Linked DNA regions of Homo sapiens: regions 2 and 3 are each linked to region 1. The links are chromatin loops, found by intact Hi-C in ENCODE. Cell type or tissue: gastrocnemius medialis. All regions are shown on one strand. Each heading gives the region's core, and the rest is flanking DNA. Links, peaks and the distances in the headings are about the cores only.

What was found. A loop is a pair of places that touch in the nucleus more often than their neighbours do. Peaks named below come from ENCODE experiments on the same cell type or tissue, not always from the same donor. Only the 100,000 strongest peaks of a DNase experiment are listed, where the experiment ranks them.
Region 2: a loop joins it to region 1, with 6 times the contacts of the local background. A loop is called at or near these places in 3 of 110 quality-filtered maps.
Region 3: it touches region 1 in a loop (4-fold over the local background); 6 of 110 quality-filtered maps call a loop at or near these places.

Annotation. Positions count from the first base shown.
Region 1 is chr2:127,409,649-127,415,316 of GRCh38, reverse strand. It overlaps LOC124908047 (translation initiation factor IF-2-like), which reads left to right and starts at 4,963. Exons shown (of 3, transcript XM_047446883.1): 1 at 4,963-5,021. The coding sequence starts at 4,963. RefSeq lists enhancers at 4,103-4,152, 4,293-4,492. In gastrocnemius medialis, for the core only: no CTCF peak of the experiment used is centred there; DNase peaks (open chromatin) are centred at 3,146 and 3,556; H3K4me3 peaks cover 286 bases; H3K27ac peaks cover 1,597 bases.
Region 2 is chr2:127,507,886-127,510,385 of GRCh38, reverse strand. The region is part of intron 2 of IWS1 (interacts with SUPT6H, CTD assembly factor 1); the gene reads left to right. Among named protein-coding and RNA genes, the nearest start is that of IWS1, 17 kb to the left of the region's middle. In gastrocnemius medialis, for the core only: no CTCF peak of the experiment used is centred there; a DNase peak (open chromatin) is centred at 1,525; H3K4me3 peaks cover 503 bases; H3K27ac peaks cover 2,500 bases.
Region 3 is chr2:127,067,180-127,069,679 of GRCh38, reverse strand. It overlaps BIN1 (bridging integrator 1), which reads left to right. Exons shown (of 19, transcript NM_139343.3): 6 at 649-756; 7 at 1,425-1,517. Among named protein-coding and RNA genes, the nearest start is that of BIN1, 39 kb to the left of the region's middle. RefSeq lists enhancers at 1,018-1,648, 1,649-2,280. In gastrocnemius medialis, for the core only: CTCF peaks have their summits at 402 and 1,453 (motif pointing left); DNase peaks (open chromatin) are centred at 439 and 1,479; H3K4me3 peaks cover 861 bases; H3K27ac peaks cover 2,500 bases.

The DNA.
Region 1 (5,668 bases), core at 1,621-4,120:
CACTGTGCCTGGCCTTATTTTTAAGTATTTTATACAAAGTGGACATGGCCTGGGACTTAACAGGACTTCCCACAGGCCTGGGAAGGTCAGGGAGGGGCCGACTAGGAGGGGAAGGGGTCAAGGACAGCTGCTGCTGTGTGGAAGCTCAGACTGCACAGATCCGTTGTACAGATTAGGGCTGATCATTCAGTCAGCCCTAACCTGTACAACACTCCCCACCCCTTGCGTTTTGGCCCTGGCTCTGCCAATAGATGCCAGAAACCCAACTTGAGCTCACTCTGCTGAACAGTGATGAGAGATGGGCTGGTGGTCAGGGCTGACGGGACTAAGGTTCCTTCTCACCCCATGCCACTCCCCTGTGTGGGCATTGCCCATTCTCCATTCTCTCTGCAGGGACGCTGTGCTGCTCAGCCCACCCCAGGCAGGGCAGGGAGGACAGACACTAGAGAGGCTCCCGGGAGCTCCCTGGTAAGAAGTGGAGTGGGATGGATGCAGTCCAACGTCTCTCTCTTTTGTTGTTGTCAGGTTATTGTGGTATAATTTACACACAGGGAAACTCACACTTTAAAAATGTACAGTTCTGCTTGTTTTGACAAATGTATGTTATAGTGCATCCACCACCACATCATGATATACACATTTTCATCACCCTCAGAAATTCTGTGTTCCACCCCAACTCTTGGCAACCACTGATTGGATTTCTATCTCTATAATCTGCATTTTCTAGAATAGCATATAAAGGGAATCCTACAGCACATATATATATTTTTTTGAGTTGGTGTCTTGCTCTCTTGCCCAGGCTGGAGTGCAGTGGTGTGATCTCAGCTCGCTGCAATCTCCACCTCCTGGGTTCAAGTGATTCTCCTGCCTCAGCCTCCTGAGTAGCTGGAATTACAGGCACACGCCACCACACCTGCCTAATTTTTGTATTTTTTAGTTTCACCATGTTGGCCAGGCTAGTCTTGAATTCCTGACCGCAAGTGATCCGCCCACCTCAGCCTCCCAAAGTGCTGGGATTATAGGCGTGAGCCACCGTGCCCAACCAGTACATAGCTTTTTAAGACTACCTTCTTTCACTCAGCATAAAGCTTTTGAGATTTATTCATGTGGAATTCTATATCAGTACTTTATTTCTTTTTATTGCTGACTGGGCTCCATTATATAGATGTGCCACAATCTGTTATCCATTTGCCAGTTCTTGGCTATCATTAAATTAAGCTGCTAGAACATTTATGTATAGGTCCTTGTGTGGGCATATGTTTTCATTTCTCTTGGGTAATATCTAGGAATAAGATTGCTGAGTCATGTGGTGAGTACGTGTTTACTTTTGGGAAAAAAAAATAAAGTCAAACTTTTCCAGAGTGGTGGTGGCATTTTGCATTCCCACCAAGCAATGTCTGAGTGTTCCTGTTGCTCTGCATCCTCACCAGCATTTGGTGTTGTCGGTTGTTTTTTAATTTTAATTTTCAATTTTTAGCCTTCTTAATAGATGTGTAGTGGTATCTCATTGTAGCTTTAATTTTCATTTCCCTCTTCTCTGGTGATTTTGAGCATCTTTTCCTGTGCTAATTTGCTATTTATATCTTCTTTGGTGAAGTGCCAGTTTAAGTCTTTGGGCTGTTTTTTGTTTGTTTCTTTGTTTTTGAGGGTTTTTTAAATTGAGTTTTTAGAATTTGTATGTATCCTAGTAACAAGCCCTTTGTCAGCTAAGTATTTTGCAAAAATTTCCTCTCAGTCTGTGACTTGTCTTTTATACTTAACAGTGTCTTTTAATGAACAGATGTTTGTAATTTTGATGAAGTCCAATTATCAACATTTTCTTTTATGATTCGTGCTTTTGTGTCCTACCAAAGAACACTGCCTTATTCAAGGTCACAAAGGCTTTCTCTTATGTTTTCTTCTAGAAGCTTTATGGTTTTTCACTCTTACATTTACATCTCTGACCCATTTTGAATTCGTTAATTTTGGTATATGGTGTGAGGTAGGGGCCAAGAATCATTCTTTAAAATATATGGAGATCTAGTTGTCACAGTCCCATTTCTTGCAAACACTATCCTTTCTCCCATTGAATTGCTTTGGTGCTTTGTTGAAATCAATTGACCGTATATGCATACATCTACTTCTGGACTCTATTTTGTTCTGTTAATCTATCTTTCATTTTTATGCCAACATTATAATGTCTTAATTGCTATTACAAGATTCAAGTAACTCATGAAATCAAGTAGTGTAAGTCCTCCAACTTTGTTCTTATTTTTCAAAATTGTTTTGGCTATTCTAGGTCCTTTCTACTTCTATATAAATTTTAGAACCAATTTCTCAATTTCTAAAAAAAAAATTCCTGGTGAAATCTTGATTTGGATTGAATTGAATCTATAGAACAATTTAGGAATAAAAGACATCTTAATGTTGAGTCTTCTCATCTATTAGCATGGTATTTCTCTACATTTATTCAGCTCTTTGTTAATTTCTCTCTCCAATGTTTAATTGTTTTCAGGTATAGGTCTTGAACATATTTTGTTAAATTTATCCCTACTTATTTCATGTTTTAAAAATGTTATTGTAAGTGGCATTTTAAAAATTTGAACTTACAATTGTTTGTTGCTAGTGTTTATAAATACAATTGACTTTTTAAATTGAGACATTATTTCTTGATTCTATAAACATGATAAGATGATCAACTATCCCATTTGTCTGGGATTGTACCATTTTTAACACTAAAAGTCCTAAAGAAGAAGCCAAAAAGTTAAAGGGAAGTAAACTCTCCCTTGGGAAGAGAAAAGTCGAGGTTTTCAGTGATTGATACAGGAGATTAGGGGAAAGGTATAAAACCCACATGGCAACCCCAGAAACAGAGGCCGAAGGCAACACTGGTTTTAGTGCCAAATGGGCACATCACCTTCCTTAGTGTCTGTTGCTGAGGACAACCACCATGATTTGTAGTACACCATAGTGGATCATCCATTATTATGTCACTCCTTGTGATGTAACTTAAGCGCGCTATAATCTTGAACGTGACCATCCACTTTGCCTGCGGATTAATTGTTGTGCTTTGTATTGAGACACTGCTAGTTTAATTTTAGCATGGTGACTACTGAGGCCATGTTTTCTTAAGCATTCAGGTGATGAAAATGAGGAAATGGTGTTGCAATATCAATGCCCGCGTGACCCAAATGGCCATGTTATTTTAACGACAGGAGGAGTGACACAGACAACTGGATGAGGGAGGTAAAGAATCAAAACAAGGGATACTGCGCAATAAGCAGAGAGAATTCGGGGTTGGGCATGGTGGAAGAAGGGACTGTAGAGACTGCCTCACAAGTCCTCAGTGAGATAGGCAAGTATGTCCACATTAACCAAAAAGCTTTTTGTCTCCACAAAAGACACCAATTGAAAATAGTGGCTGCTGAATTAGCTAGGGCAAACTACAAAAATGAATTTGTGTGATTGTGCTGCTCCTTTGATTGTTTTTTGAAACTGAGTAGGGGCACATTTCCTCATTTACAGGCTGTAACTGAAATATCACGTGGGTGAACAAAGGGAGAAATGTCGATGGCAGCTGTGTTGACCCTTTACAACATGCAGCGGATTCTGCCAGATCCCACCAACAATCATGCTTTCTACAGTAACCAAGTGCTGCATCCAATCATGGCAATGAAAAACAGTTCTCCTAACTTGTAAATACTTTGATTTGAAAAAATGGAGTTTCAAATCATCCTTTTTATTTCTATGAAGATTTTAATCCACCTGCAGAAAAAAAAAAAGAATGTTGATGCTATCTTGTCCAAATACAAACATGACTTTGCCCATCTGTCTGCCTATTTGGCAGACCGTGCAAATGTAAATTTTTGCAAATTCCATGCAGTCTATGAACGCTTTACCAAAGAAAAGTTAAAAATATTAGCCACGAAGTGTCCTGCACATTTTGTACACATCAGTAAAAAGGGGTGGAGTTTCCTTCCCTGTGATATTGATGCTTTCAAAATGAAAGCTTTTATTTACTTTTCAGTTTCCTCAAAGCATGAAAAAGCACTTAATGAGATTTTTCACATTCCAGAAATGGAAGGAGATGGCCTCCTTTGGACATGTGCCTACACGAGGGCTGTCACTGTTGCCAGGGTAAAAAGGCAGCCTGCCATACAACCATATTTTCAAAGCATGGGACAAGAAGAATGTCCTTGTCTAATTTGGAAATATATTAAGAATGAAAATAGAGAAAAAGATTATGGTTAAACAGTCAAACTGAAATTTATAAGTTCTTCCTCCAAAACTGCCTGATGATCTTTGAGGAGCCCATAAGGGCTCTGGAAAAGCATGAACTGACTGTCCCTGAGTTGTCGATGTTATAGGTAGGTACTGACAAAGCTCATATAATGAAAAATGACTCATTTTTTGGAAACGAAACCAAAATGTCACCAGAAAAGGACAGCCAATTTAAACAAGACTTTCTCACTTCTTTACTAAAACTGTAACTTATTTGGAATTCAACTTCAACTTCAACTTCACAAGTTCAAAGTATCTTTGTGCTTTAAAACTATTTTTCCTGAGAGAAACACAGACAGAGAAGGAGAGAGACAGAGAGAGGTTTAACTTACAGTGACATCCAGTGTGCTCAGAAATGTTCAAAAAGGGCCGGGTGCCATTGCTCACGCCTATAATTCCAGCACTTTGGGAGGCCGAGGTGGGTGGATCAGCTGAGGTCAGGAGTTCGAGACCAACCTGGCCAACATGGCGAACCCTGTCTCTACTAAAAATACAAAAATTAGCCAGGCGTGGTGGCACGCGCCTGTACTCCCAGCTACTTGGGAGGCTGAGGCCGGAGGATCACTTGAACCTGGGTAGTTGAGGTTGCAGTGAGCCGAGATCACGCCACTGTACTCCAGCCAGGGCGACAGAGTAAGACTCCAACTCAAAAAAAAAAAAAAAGTTCAAAAAGGATGGATATCTTAGCCATGGATATCCTACATGATAGATGCAAAAGATGACAAACTGCTGGTTTACCAAAACCAGCCTGCAGATGCAAAGTGAATGGACATCTTTGGACAGCTGGAAACGAATCCCTACAAATCTAAAACCCTGCCGTTGCTTGTAGGTACAATCCTAAGTATTCCATTCTCAAACGCTTTTGTTGAGATAGCAGCTTGAGGCCATCACATTGGACTGACCTCAGGAGTCAGTGTACTGAGGGCTCTCTAAGAGCAGAGCTGCAAGTCAAAGGATTTTCCATTTAACTATATTCAGTTTCATCACTACATCAAGGAAGAACTTCCTACTAAAGGCTGCAGGCAAGGAAATAAAAAGAGTCAAAATATCCTACTATATCATAGGACCAAAATGTCTTTTTTTTTGTAGACGGAGTCTCACTCTTGCCCAGGCTGGAGTGCGGTGGCGTGATCTTGGCTCACTGCAACCTCTACCTCCCAGGTTCAAGCAATCCTCTTGCCTCAGCCTGCTGAGTACCTGGGACTACAGGTGGGTGCCACCACGGGCGACTAATTTTTGTTTTTTTAGTAGAGACAGGGTTTCACCATGTTGGCCAGGCTGGTCTCAAACTCCTGACCTCAAGTGATCGGCCCGCTTCGGCCTCCCAAAGTGCTAGGATTACAGGCATGAGCCACCACGCCCAGCCCGTCATTGTTATTTTTGATTAAATATTAGTAATATCTGTTTA
Region 2 (2,500 bases), core at 1-2,500, 97 kb before region 1:
GGGACACAAGGGACATTCTGGTTTATAGCTTCATTATATTAAGTGTGTGCTTGGGAGTTTCTCAGAGTGTTGCAACACTCCAGGAACTACATTGGATTGACAGCATTATGTATTTTACTGCAGGGTTTCTCAGATTCTTTCATGCTCATTAAACTGATACGCATTGACAAAGTCCAGTATGATAGTTTCAGCTATATCTTCTGGAACTAAGGTCCCGTGAAACATGTTTTTGAAAATGGTCCTATAGATATTTCCTCATGGAATGTACTGTGTGGTTTAGTGTTGAGCATTTTACCAGTTTATAATGGTAGAGTAGTATGCAACATCAAGTACTTTGAGTTTGACACTTCTCACCAGTAAAGAAGAAACAAAGTGTCCTGAGTTATTTGGGTCTATACACGTTTCCATTTGACGATATAATACTTTGAAATTTGAATACTTTACAAATTATTATTTGATTTATAGCAGTTTTATTTACTTTGCAGTTTAAGAATGTCAGTTATCTCTCTGTGTATTGTGGCCCTGGTCATAAGAAGTGTGGTTATTCTTTGTAGACTGAGATAAACAAGATTGTTTATTATGATGGATAACCAGTGATTTATAACTGCAGTGTGAATGATGGCTAAGAAGGAGGTATGAGGCATTATCGATGGCTTTTTTTTTTTTTTTTTTTTTTTTGAGATGGAGTGTTGCTCTGTCACATAGGCTGGAGTGCAGTGGCACGATCTTGGCTCACTGCAACCTCCGCTTCCTGGGTTCAAGTGATTCTCCTGCCTCAGCCTCTCAAGTAGCTGGGACTACAGGAGTGCGCCACCACACTCAGCTAATTTTTTGCATTTTTCGTAGAGACAGGGTTTCACCATGTTAGGCAGGATGGTCTCAATCTCCTGACCTCGTGATCTGCCCACCTCGGCCTCCCAAAGTGCTGGGATTACAGGCGTGAGCCACTGCGCCCGGCGGCATTATAGATGTTTCTAAAGCATCTAAGGACCTTCTGAGTGCTCAATTTCTTTTACCATTACAACTAGGAAATGTGTTACATTATTTTAGAAATGACATTAAATGTCAGTTTCAACTGTTGGTTTGTTGTACTCATCTGACTTTTAAAAAACTGTCTTTTGGATTTTTTTTAAGCTTGCAATTTAATTGCCAAAACCACTCTAAAAACTTTGGATATTGTTTTGATAACTTTTAAGCTTAACTGTATAATTTCCAGCATACTCGTCCCAAATTCTGTGGTGGTGTTGTCTAAGTGTATTCTTTAGCTCGAGTCTATTAAACTAGTACTTCTTTACTGTAGTGATTTCTCCCCTTTTTTGCCCTGTCATGCCATACATAATGCTATGTTTTCGTGAAACTCATAAAAAATTCATGAGGATTCCTAAATTTTACAATCATTGTCTTATGCAGTGTCCTTGTAAGGGTTTGTTTTGGAATGCTACACCATGTGTCAGGAAATCTGGGGTAGAGTGTAGCGGGTGAGTTTTGGATGACTGCCCAGTGTCTCTCACTTCTTTGGGAGTGACTCCCAGTGCTGTGCCCCGATCCAGCTGTAACTGATTGAGTCACAGTTTCTAATATTGCCTTGGCCAGTTAAGTCATCTCTCTTGGGGATTTATAATTTAGGTTCTAGACAGGGTATAGCTGAGTCATGTTACTGATGGTACTCTAGTAAAATGATCCTTGAGTTCCCTTTTCTAAGCTCTCTGTGCTGCGTTGGTACTTAACCTTCCCAAGTGTTTAGTCATTCAACTGACTTTGATCCTGAGAAGATTGTTCTTTTTTTCTGGACTTAGCTAGAGATGATTTCTGTAGTTTCAACTAAAATAAATCAAGTCACACATAGAAATGGTGTTAGAGTTATGTGATGGATATATCATGGAGAGCATTCCAAAAGCCAATTATAATTTTCCTTTTTGCCTCCTGCTTTAATTGCCTCTGCTGGTACTGTATGCCTCTCCCCACCCTCCCGTCTTAACTCAGCCATCACAAACTGCATGCAAACATGCCTGTTGTCTGCACACCTTTTTTTTGCAGCTCAGTTTCATATAGATGCACTTCCAGTACACTTTTGAAATATCATATACATACTTTGTGAATAGTGCATGTCACACTATACTGTTACAGTATGCTTGGCTGGCTCCTCATCAGACAGCAGCTCTTAAGGTCAGGCCCTGTGACATACTCCGCCTGGATTCTTGGTGTCTTGCACGTAGTAGACATGAAATACATTCTTGTTGGATTAATTTTTCCTCACCTTATGTTATTCCCACTTAAGGCCTTTATTACTCATTTAACAAATACACGTTGAGTATCCCTTATCCAAAATGCTTCAAATCAGAAGTGTTTTGGATTTAGAATTTTTTCGAGTTTTGGAATATTTACTTATACAGAGTGAGCTATTTTGGCGATGGAACCCAAGTCTAAACACGAAATTCATGTGTCTTATATACATAGCTGGAAGGTAATTTTACACATTATTTTAAATAATTTTTCACAT
Region 3 (2,500 bases), core at 1-2,500, 340 kb after region 1:
GGCCTACACATGTGTGTGCCTGCAGGTCCCCTGTGTTTACACCATGGGTGCTTGGAAGGGTATGTGTGCATGTCACCTGTTGTCTGGGTCTACATGTGTGGGTGTGTGCGTGTGGTTGTGTGCATTCGCAAAGCCTGCTGTCTCTGCCAGGCCTGGGTTGGTGCTCGGAGCTGGCAGTGTCTCTGGTATCCACCGAGGCGAGTGGTCCCCGGTAACGTGCACATGGAAGCCTGGGTTGACCATTGGGTTGGACGAGATCCCCTTGGTGGGCAGGATGGGGGTGTCATGCTCATGCTAGCCTCAGGGGTCCCCAGTGCAGATGCCTCAAGCTCCCTGAGTCTGATGTTGGTGGCTGTGGAGATGAGAAGCCAGGGGCCAGGCCAAGGAAAAGACTTGGCTGACACGTCACCAGCTGGTGGACACGGACACATGGGCTCATGTGCAAGGAAGTGGTTTCACACAGTGGGGCTGGACGGCCAGGAGGGGGTGAGCTCTCTGCCACGAGGAGGGTTCCAGCAACAAGGGCTCAAGGGTTCCTGTGGAGCTGGGGTCTCCTGCCCGCCCTGCGGGTCCCTCCAGGATCCACTGGACCTGGAGTCTCAGCAGGGGTGCCAGGCCCCGCTTAGTGCCCTCCTCTGTCTGCCCCAGTCACGCATTGCCAAGCGGGGGCGCAAGCTGGTGGACTACGACAGTGCCCGGCACCACTACGAGTCCCTTCAAACTGCCAAAAAGAAGGATGAAGCCAAAATTGCCAAGGTAAGGGCTGGAGGCGGGTCGGGGCAGCGTCTGCAGGGGGCTGAGAGAGGGCGGGTGTCTAGGACCCCGAGGGTGGAGGCTTCCTCCTGCCTGGCCCCAGGTGGCTGAACTGGGGGTGGGGACGATACAGGGCCCAGGCCGGTGAGTGAGAGGCCCTTGTGGGTGCCTGGGTGAGGTCCACCCTAGGCCCATTCCTGCCCCCCGTGCCACCCTGGCCCCTCAGCCCTGATCCAGGCCACCTGCCAGCCTGAGAATGGGCCTCCTGGGTTTCCCTGGAACGGCGCCGCCCTGCCTGGCGAGCCGGGTGGAATTCGTCACGCGATCCCAGGCGACCTGTCCCTGGCTGGAGCGAGCCAGTAGGTGCAGAGCTGGCCCCACTCATCCTTTGGTGAGGGGCTGGGGTGGCCCCGTCCTCCGGGCAGGGCCGTGCTTGCTGGGCCCCCTGTGCTGCTAACCACGCTCACCTTTTGCCTCTGCAGTTGGAGTTCACCCCCTTTCCTTACCCCCCGGGCTCCCCCTAATTCTCTCGGCCTCAAGGGCCCATATCTGCTTGGGGTGGCCCCCGCGCGTGGGGCGTGTGGACCTGCATTTAATCTGTGTGTCTCTGTTTCTCTCTCCCCACCTCCCTGGTCTCTCCACCTTCCTTTGCCTTGACCTCCCCACCCCAGCCTGTCTCGCTGCTTGAGAAAGCCGCCCCCCAGTGGTGCCAAGGCAAACTGCAGGCTCATCTCGTAGCTCAAACTAACCTGCTCCGAAATCAGGTGACACTGGCTTCTAACCTTGCACGTGCTGGCGCCTTCCGGTCTGTCGTCCTGTCCTCTCGCCCTGCGGTGGAATGCAGGGCTGGCATCTGAGCCCAGCTGGGGCAGGGTTTTTCAAAGGCCTCTGCTGGGAGAGCTCTGCTTCAGAGGAGACCTGAAGTCAAATGTAGGGGTCAAAGAACCGGCTGAGGGGCTCTGTGTGACCTGGGTGGGGGCATAGCTATGCCCGCTCCGTGGCTGCATCTGTGGTCATTCCTGGAGACTCCTCTGAAATCCTAGTGGTCCAGGAATGCCTTTGAGCCATTGTCCTCTGTGAGGGCTCCTCTGGGGAGGGAGGCGACATCATCAGGCCCCTGTACTGCCATGCCTGTCCTTCAAGCCACATGACAACTCTGAGATCATCTTGAATTTACTGAGCAGAGAAAGCTGCCCAGAGAGGCACATCACAGCCTCCTCCCAGGGCCCCAGAGCCGGTTAGGGGCAGGGTTGGGGCTCTCCTGACTGAAGCCCCTGCGTCATTTTCCTCGGACTTGTGGTCCCCGTGGTGACTCTGGAGGAGTTACTGGGAGGACCCTCCAGTCTGGATGGGATGCTGAGACGTGGAGGGGAAGCATGGGTCCTTGGCCTTTGGGGATTCATGGAGGGCAAGTGACCAGCACCACAGTGTTCCTGGGGGGCTTCCCGGAGGAGGCTTTTTTACAAAACTCCTGGGCCATCTCACCATCCTGGCCATAGAGGCTATGGTCTTCTCAGCCCCCTGCCCTCCAAATGGGTTACAGTGTGGCCAGGGACCACTGGATGCAGTGCCCTGTGAGAGGTGGGTCATGTGGTTTTCTCGCCAATGAAACTGAGGCACATTTCAGGTCAGTGTAGTCACAGCCTGGATGTGGCCCTCACACTTCTCCATATTCCCGAGAGGCTGGCGATAGGGGCCCGGCCCCGGAGGTTGGGTTTCTCTCTGGGCAGCTGCCCCATTTTTTCGG